2 separate regions of the Homo sapiens genome follow, and region 1 is linked to region 2. Evidence: read pairs that join two places in POLR2A ChIA-PET (ENCODE). Cell type or tissue: B cell. All regions are shown on one strand. Links, peaks and the distances in the headings refer to the core of each region. The heading gives the core; the rest is flanking DNA.

Region 1 (4,899 bases), core at 1,275-3,774, 66 kb before region 2:
GCTGTCATGCTTTGCTAATAAGTACCTATCATGGTATTCAGCTTCCTCGTGCCTAAAACAGAAATGAACACCAATGGGAAGAACGGGAAGGCATCTGGAGAGACTTTTCTTTTTTATAAAATTATTAGAAGTATATGGAAATTATAAATTGTGAAATTTATGGAAAGGAGTGTTGGTGAATTTATTTATAAAAGATCATCACTTATTACAGTTAAAGTTCTCCATAATTGTAATCTTGACAAAAATACGGTTTTTTTTTTCAAAAGATCCTCTCCAGCGTTTCCCATGAGAAATATCTGCAGCAACATAACTAATATTTAATTCAGTTATTCAATTCATTGCCATGAGAAACTAAGAATATATGGTCTGGTAAATTCCTTTCCAATAATGTAACCTAGTCGGGGAAAATACGAGAAGCCAGAGAAGAGAAATGAGCAGATTCTTATGAGATGGTCTCTGCCCATATGAAGTGTACTAACTGAGCCTTGGACACCAGATGTGAAAGCAGTTGACCAACCCTGCCATTTCACCACCAAACCCCAGGATCTCAGTTCACATGCTTTCTCGAATAAAAGCTTCACTAATTTTCACAGGGGGCAGCAAACATACAGAAAAAAATGCTCAGTATGTTTCTCATCAGTTACTGCTATGCTCAGGAGCTCCCAGAGCCTCCTGACTCTCAGTGACACGGTACTATAGAGTTGATTTTGATCAGGAAGAACTCCAATAGCTAATCTCATCAATTATTTTCTTTACCTATAAACTAATCTTAGCATAAGAATCACACCTCAGGGCTGTTAAAGTTGGAATTTCATTTGCCTGAAATGCTCTTTCCCCTGATAATCCCCAATATTTGCCTCCTGGGAATACAAGAACAAGTAATTAGTACCTTTCCGCACTAGATTTCTGTATCACTTTGAGGGAAGACTTCCTTCTTCCTCTTCTTACAGAATCTGGTGTCAGAACGGCCATTCTATTTATTCCCTCTTGTTGCAGACACAAGTTCAAAATGGGTTTATGGCTAAATCTAACTATCTGAAATAATTCTTGGAAATGTATCATCATCACTTGATTACAATCTCACCCTGTAGCTTCTCTATTGTTTTAGCACCTTTTCAACTTGCGAATTGAGTCCTACCTAGATGGTTTTAACTTCTCTTGAAGCTTACAGACCACTATAATATTCCTATGGAATAAAAAGGAACAAACTATTGGTAAACGTAACAACAGGGATGAAACTCATCTGCATTATGCTGAATTTACAAAGCCAGATACAAAATGCTACATACTATATTATTCCTATGAAATTCTTGCAAGGGCAAAGCTATAGGGACAGAAAATATCCTTAGTTGCTACTGGGGTAGAAGATAGGGGAGAAATTAAGTATAAAAGAAACATAGTGATTCAGTAAGAACAAAATAGAAAAAGAAGAAGAGGAAGAAGAAGGAGAAGGAGAGGAGGAGGAGGAAGAGGAGGAGAAAGAAAGAAGGAAGAAAGAAGAAGAAGAAACAACTTCTTTCTTCTTTCCTCCTGGGAGGCTAGGCCTGGTGTCATGCCTGTAATGGCTTGAGCCCAGGAGTTCCAGCCTGCAGTAAGCTATGATGGAAGAACTGCACTCCAGCCTGGGTAACAGAGCATGACCCTGTCTATTAAAAAAAAAAAAAAAAGAAGAAGAAGAAGGAGAAGGAGAAGAAGAAGAAGGAGGAGGAAAAGAAGAAGAAACATGCAGAAATTTGGGGGTAGAGTGATATTATTATTCCATATCTTGATTGTAATGGTGATAACACGACTGTCTATATTTGACAAAATTTGCTACACTAAGGAGAATGTACATTAAAACTGATGACATTACTGTATGTGAATTGTACCTTAATCTAAAAAATGGGAAGAGTAACTTTCAAAGAATTAAAGAAGAAAAGAAAAGTGTAGCTTAGAATTTAATTTTGAAATCAATGTAATCAGTGTAATTACTTTATTATCAGACTAAACAGGAAAAGCCATATGATTATTCCAGTAGGTGTAGAAAAAAGCAATTGACAAAATTCAGATACATTTGTTAGAATTTCTGCAAAGTATAAAAGACATATTTAAGAATTCAACAGCTAATATATTTAGTGATGAAAAACTCAAATGTTTTGGCCCTAACATCAGGTCCAGAGCAAGGATGTCCACTCTCACAACTTCTATTCAGCATTATCCTAGAGATTCTAGCCAGTGCAATAACACAAGAGAAAGAAAAAAATACAGATTAAAAGGAAAAAGTGAGACTATCTTTATTTGCATGTAACATTATTGTCTACGAGAAAATACTGAGGAAACTTCTACAAAGCTACTACAACTAATGAGTAAGCTTACCAAAACTGCAGGACACAAATATAATAAATTGTAATTCTATTTATTAATAGATTGTATTTGTTAACAATAAATAGTTAGAAATTGAAATACAAAATACCATTTGAAATAGTATAAAAAATATGAAACATTTAGAGATAAATTTACCAAGATGCAATGAAAGCAATGCATTGTTTCCAGAACAGAAAATTTAAACAATTTTCAGATATCAATTCCACATCTTTCAAATTGACTGATACATTTAATGCCATGACTATCAAAATCTCAATGATTTTTTTTAGAAATTGGCAAGCCAAATATAAAATGTATAAAATGTATACAGACAGTCAAAAGATGCAAAATATCCAAACTAATTTTGAAGAACAAAGTTGGAAGAACACTACCTGATTTCAAGACTTACAACAAAGCTACATAGAGTCTAGAGATAAACTTACATGATTATGATTAATTGATTTTTGACAGAGGTGCCAAGGTAATTCTACAGGAAAACGATAATCTTTGCAAAATGATGCTAAAAAACCTGAATATCCATGTGCTAATAAGTGAACTTAGACCCTTATATCACACAATGTACAAACATTAATTCAAAATTAATCAAAGACTTAAATGCAAGGACTAGAACAACAAAACCTCTAGAAGAAAACGTAGAAGGAACTCTTTGTGACTTTAGGTTAAGCAAAAAGATTTTAAATGGGACACAAAAGCATAAACCATAAAGGAAAAAATAAGTTGAATTTCATCAAAGTTTAACAAAAAATCTGCGCTTCAAAAGATACTGTTAAGAAAAGACAAGTCAGGCCAGGCATGGTAGCTCAAGCCTGTAATCCCAGCACTTTGGAAGGCTGAGGCCGGCAGATTGCTTGAGTCCAGGAGTTCAAGATCAGCCTGGGTAACACAGCGAAATCCCCTCTCTACCAAAAAAAAAAAAAAAAAAAAAGTCACAGTTTAGAAAAAGATACTTGGAAAACACTTCCCTGATGCAGGACTTATAACCAGAACAATAACATACTCTTGCAACTCAATAATAAGACCAGACAATACCCTTTTTTAAATGGACAAATGATTTGGACAGATATTTTACAAAAGAAGCTGTACTGATGGCCAATAAGCATAATAAGATATGTAACATCACTATTCATTAGGCAGATGCAAATTAAAGCCACAATGAGATACTTTACACACCTAAGAGAATAGCTGAAGTTAAAAAAAAAAAAGGTGAGAAATTAACAGTGCCGAGCGCCGATGATGATGTGAAATAACTGAAATTCTTATATATTGCTGGTGGGAATACAAACTGGTCCACCTTGAAAAACACTGTCAGTTTTTAAAAATGAAGTTATACATATATTTGCCATAACACTACATGAATATTTATAGTAGCTTTATGCATAACTGCCAAAAACTAGAAACATCCAAGTATCTATCAGCTGGTGAATGGATAAGTTGTAGTAAATCCACATAATGGAATACTGCTCAGCAATAAAAGGAATTAACTACTAATATATGCCACATTGATAATTTTTTTTTTTAAGACAGAATTTCGCTCTTATCACCCAGGCTGGAGTGTAGTGGCGCAATCTCGGCTCACTGCAACCTCTGCCTCCCGGGTTCAAGCGATTCTCCTGCCTCAGCCTCCCGAGTAGCTGGGATTACAGGTGCCCGCCACCACGCCCGGCTAATTTTTTGTATTTTTAGTAGAGAGGGGGTTTCGCCACGTTGGGCAGGCCGGCCTCCAACTCCTGACCTCGGGTGATCCGCCTGCCTCGGCCTCCAAAAAGGCCACCACATTGATAAATCTTAAAGCATTATGTTATATAAAGAAAGTCAATCATTGACTGGGCGGTGTGGCTCACGCCTGTAATCCCAATACTTCGGAAGGCTAAGGAGAGCGGATCACCTGAGATCGGGAATTCGATACCAGCCTGGCCAACATGGTGAAACACCGTCTTTATTAAAAATACAAAAATTAACCGGACGCGGTAGCGGGAGCCTGTAACCCTAGCTACTTGGGAGGCTGAGGCAGGAGGATCGCTTGAACCCGGGAGGCAGAGACTGCAGTGAGCCAAGATCGCGCCACTGCACTCTAGCCTGGGTGACAGAGCAAAACTCTTGTCTCAACAACAACAACAACAACAACAACAACAACAGGGAATTACAAAGGGATACATTCAATTTATTATTATTATTATTTAGACAGGGTCTCAACTCTGTCACCCAGGCTCTAAAGAGTGCAGTGGTGGGATCTCGGCTCATAGCAACCTCCGCCTCCCGGGTTCAAGTTATCCTCCAACCTCAGCCTCCCGAGTAGCTGAGGCTACAGGCACGTGCCACCACGCCCCGCTAATTTTTGTAGAGGCGGGTTTTCGCCTTGTTCCCCAGGCTGGTCTCCAACTCCTGACCTCAAGTGATCCACCCGCCCCGGCCTCCCCAAGTGCTGGGATTACAGGCATGAGCCACGGTGCCTGGTCCCAAATTATTTCATTTATACAGTTAGAGAAAAGACAAAAGTATAAAAACCAAAATCAGGCCGGGCGCGGTGGCTCACGC
Region 2 (4,346 bases), core at 660-3,159:
ATGGACACATCTGCATACATCTCTCCCTGTATACTTCCTTCTGCCCCTCTGCTGCCAACCTAATGAACAAGTCCTGACATATACTGCTCAGAGGCGGTTTAACAATTCCATGTCCAAGATGCATCTTTTCTATCACTTATAAAAAGGTATTTACAAATTGGCTAATTCACTAGCTCTAGTTTTTTTTTTTTTGAGATGGAGTCTTGCTGTGTTGCCCAGGCTGGAGTGCAGTGGCGCAATATTGGCTCACTGCAACCTCCGCCTCCCAGGTTCAAGTGATTCTCCTGCCTCAGCCTCCTGAGAAGCTGGGACTACAGGCACGCGCCACCACGCCCAGCTAATTTTTGTATTTTTAGTAGAGATGGGGTTTCACCATGTTGACCAGGATGGTCTCGATCTCTTGACCTTGTGATCTGCCTGCCTCAGCCTCCCAAAATGTTGGGATTACAGGCATGAGCCACCGCGCCTGGCCCACTAGCTCTAGTTTTTATCACACATTGTCACCTCAGATATTCATAAAGGTTAGATGTTGCAAAATAATAAACTCTGTCCACAATAAACACAGGCACTTTACTAAAAATGCTCATATAGACCTGTGGTTATCATCTAAAACCATCTTCTAGAAATGGAGATACTAGCAAAGAGCCCTTCCCTTCGCCCTTCCTCTTCTCCCTCTTTCACCATCCCCAGTGACTAAGTATAGGACGTCTAGCTCCAAGAAGTGGACTAATAAAGGTCACTCCCAGAAGACAGGCCTTCCTAAAAACTAACAATAGGACATTCACAAAGGGACTGATTCACTACATCTATTTTTAACATACTTTGAGCATTAAGACTTGTTTATCCTTTAATACACAATATTAACACAATAAAATGCATACATAGAACAATGGTTAGACCATCTGAACTAATCTAACTCAGGGGCACAGAACCCTTCTCCCTGCATACCTCCTCCTCCTCCCCACCCCACCACGCAGTGAATAGTCAGCATACGCTCCTAAGCATCAAGTTTTAACAATTCCATTCCCAAATGCAACCACTCCTAGGAAGTACTGAAAACAAATGCTTAGAGGGGTGTTACTTTAGCCCTCTACTTTTAACCTATGTTGTGGAATTTTTTTTTTTTTTTTTTTTTGAGATGGAGTCTTGCTCTGTCGCCATGCTGGAGTGCAGTGGTGTGGTCTCGGCTTACTGCAACCTCTGTCTCCCGGGCTCAAGCGATTCTCCTGCCTCAGCCTCCCGAGTAGCTGGGACTACAGGCATGTGCCACCACGACCAGCTAATTTTTGTATTTTTTGTAGAGATGGGGTTTCACCATGTTGGCCAAGATAGTCTCGATCCCTTGACTTCGTGATCTGCCCACCTCAGCCTCCCAAAGTGCCAGGATTACAGGAGTGAGCCACCGCACCTGACCATTGTGCACTTTTAAACACCTAGAAAGACTAGATGTTTCAAACTGCACTTAAGTTTTCCATTATATACACAGTAGTATTGAATAAATGGCATATATACATAACATAGACTATAATTTGAGTGTCTTCTAAATAGGAACATTCTGGCCTAGAACACTTCCCTTTCTGACCTCTACCAACCCCGTTGACAGCTATAAGCCATCTGTAATGCTTGGGGGCGGGGGGCGTTTAACAATTTTACTTCTGTTTTTAAGAAGTGTTCCTTATGAATTTTAACACAAAGTGTACTCAATGTATTAGTTTACTAACTCTACTTTTGCCATACACTGGCAACCTCTTTAACATCGACTAGATATAAATTAGGACTCCTATGTCTGCTTATATACACAGCACAGTAAACGAAAATGCAGACATAAGGGACAATGGTCAATGTGCCTCATCATAAACACACTGGACACTGGTAGAAAGCCCTTTGAACTTTGTGCTCCTTCTTCCCCCTGAACCAGCACAAATATCATAACGTGTACTTCTCAGAGAATTGATCAATTTCCAAGACAATATTTCATATCAAAATAACTACAAAATGTGTTACTTACTACCTCTACTTTTAACATGCTTTGTGCACTTCTAAACATCTAGAAAGACTAGATATTTCAAATAAGGACTTAAGTGTGTCCACTATATACATAGCACTGTTGAATAAACTACACACATGTAACAATGGTTATATCTGAAAGTGTCTTCTAAATAGGAACATTCTGGTCTAGAACCCTTCATTCCTTCCAACTCCTCTCCACCACCAACCTGGTGGATATAAGCACATGTGTCACTTCGAGCTGATGTTATCATTTCACTTCCAAAAAGTCCTTTTCAGAAGACAGCCTCTCTATGAATTTTAACAAAGTGTACAAAATGCGTTAGTTTACTAACTACTTTTGTCATACACTGGCAACCTCTTTAATAGCTACAGACTAGATATTATAAAATCAGGACTCATTTGTCCAGTATATACACAATATATACAGTATAGCAAAGTTAAATGAAATGCTTGTAACATATAGGCAATGGATTAAGCTGAAATTTTCTAATAAACAATGGCAAAACACCTTTTGCAATTTTTTCCCTCCCACCTCCCAGGTGGTTCAACAAATCCACTTCCAAACAGCATTTCCCATCAGTTTTTAAAAGCTATTTACAAAAAGTGTTATTCTACTACTACTACTTTAAAATACATCAAGCACTTCCAAATATCTAAAGACTAGATATTTCATAGCCTGTCCACCATGTACACGGCACTGTTAAATAAAACTGCACACACATAACAATGGTTATCATCTAAGGTATCTTCTAAATGTGACCATTTTGGCCTTGAATCATTCCCTCTTCTCTTCCTTCTCTGCCTTCAATTCAGTGGACAAGTACACGCATGTGTAATGCTTAGAGATGGCTGAACAAATTCCTATGCAAAAGTCAATTACAGAAGACAAGTTTTCCTATGAATTTCAACACAAAGCATACAAAATATGCTAATTTTACTACTTTGTCATACACTGGCAACCTCTAGATGTTAAAAAATTAAGACTATTTGTCCATTATATACACTATATACAGAGCAAAACAAAATGCACAAAACATACAGAAAAATGGTGTCTGAAAATGTCCAAGTATGAACACACTAGCATATTATCTTTTGCAATTTCTTCCCTCCCACCTCCTCTAAACCATTGAGCAAGTATAGACAGTAATATACTGCTCACAAAGGTGGCTTCACAATTCAACTTCCAAAAGTATTTCCTATGAATTTTAGCAAAAAGATATTTACAAATTGGTATTTTACTACCTCTACATTTAATATACATCGGGCACTTCTAAACATCTAGATAGTCTAAATGTTTCAAGTAAGGAGTTAATTTGTCCACTATGTATGTACACAGCAGTCTCGAATAAACTGCAAACATGTAACAACAGTTATAATTTGAAAGAGTCTTCCAAATGTGAACATTCTGGCCTAGAACCCTTCCCATCTCCATCAACCCAGTGGGCAAGAATGCTCAAATTTTCAGAAGACAGTCTTTCCTAGGACTTGTAAAACAAAATGTACAAAATATATTAGTTTACTAACTCTAGTTTTGTTATACACTGGCAACCTCTTTAACATCCAGAAAGACTAGATGTTGTAAATTAGGACTCGTTTGTCCTTTATGTACATTATATACATAGATAAAACAAAATGCACAGACATAGTGATTCATCTTGCCTCGCTGTAAGCAGGATGGCATAGAGCTCTCTGCACCTCCCCCTCCTCTCTCCTCCCCTGAACTACTGCACAAACACAATGAGTATTACTCAACAGGTGATTTGGCCATTCCCCCCAAAAAACAACATTTCTATGAATTGTAACAAAAAGATATTTACAAAATGTGGTTTTACTACCTCTAATTTTAACATATATCAGACACTTCAGAATATCTAAAAAGAATAGACATTTCAAAAAAGCTTAGCATTGTCAACTACATACATAGTAGTGAGGAAGCGAATGCACACAAAACAATGGATAGAATATGAAAATGTCTTCTAAATATGACCAGTCTAGCATAGAACCTTCTTTTTTTCCTTCTCAGGTCTTCGAGCTCCATGTCATCTAACCCACTGAACAAACGTGAACGTATCGCTTCTAGAGGCCGTCTAACAACTCAGTTTCCAAAAGTCAACTCCGGAAGACATGTATTTTCTATGATTTCTTTTAAACAAATGAGAATTTACAAGATGTGTGACTTTCTAACTCTATCATACGTCGGCAACCTCTTTCCATCTAGAAGGGCTAGATGTGACAAATGTTTTCTATTAAAAGGTTGGGGTGGAGTTGAGAGCAGCTTTTTCATATTATATACACAGGCCTTCCGTAAACGGCCTGTGAATCTTCCCAGAGGATGG

Evidence for each region. Peaks named below come from ENCODE experiments on the same cell type or tissue, not always from the same donor. Only the 100,000 strongest peaks of a DNase experiment are listed, where the experiment ranks them.
Region 1: POLR2A ChIA-PET joins it to region 2 with 6 read pairs; 13 of 35 experiments call an interaction of 5 or more read pairs at or near these places.

The regions. Positions count from the first base shown.
Region 1 is chr6:26,588,517-26,593,415 of GRCh38, reverse strand. No RefSeq gene overlaps it. Among named protein-coding and RNA genes, the nearest start is that of TRY-GTA6-1, 3.9 kb to the left of the region's middle. RefSeq lists a cis regulatory region at 500-604. In B cell, for the core only: no CTCF peak of the experiment used is centred there; no DNase peak of the experiment used is centred there.
Region 2 is chr6:26,522,426-26,526,771 of GRCh38, reverse strand. It overlaps HCG11 (HLA complex group 11), which reads right to left. Exons shown (of 1, transcript NR_026790.1): 1 at 1-4,346. LOC107986583 (a long non-coding RNA gene) reads left to right here. Exons shown (of 4, transcript XR_001744057.3): 1 at 1-4,346. Among named protein-coding and RNA genes, the nearest start is that of HCG11, 2.9 kb to the right of the region's middle. In B cell, for the core only: no CTCF peak of the experiment used is centred there; no DNase peak of the experiment used is centred there; H3K27ac peaks cover 132 bases.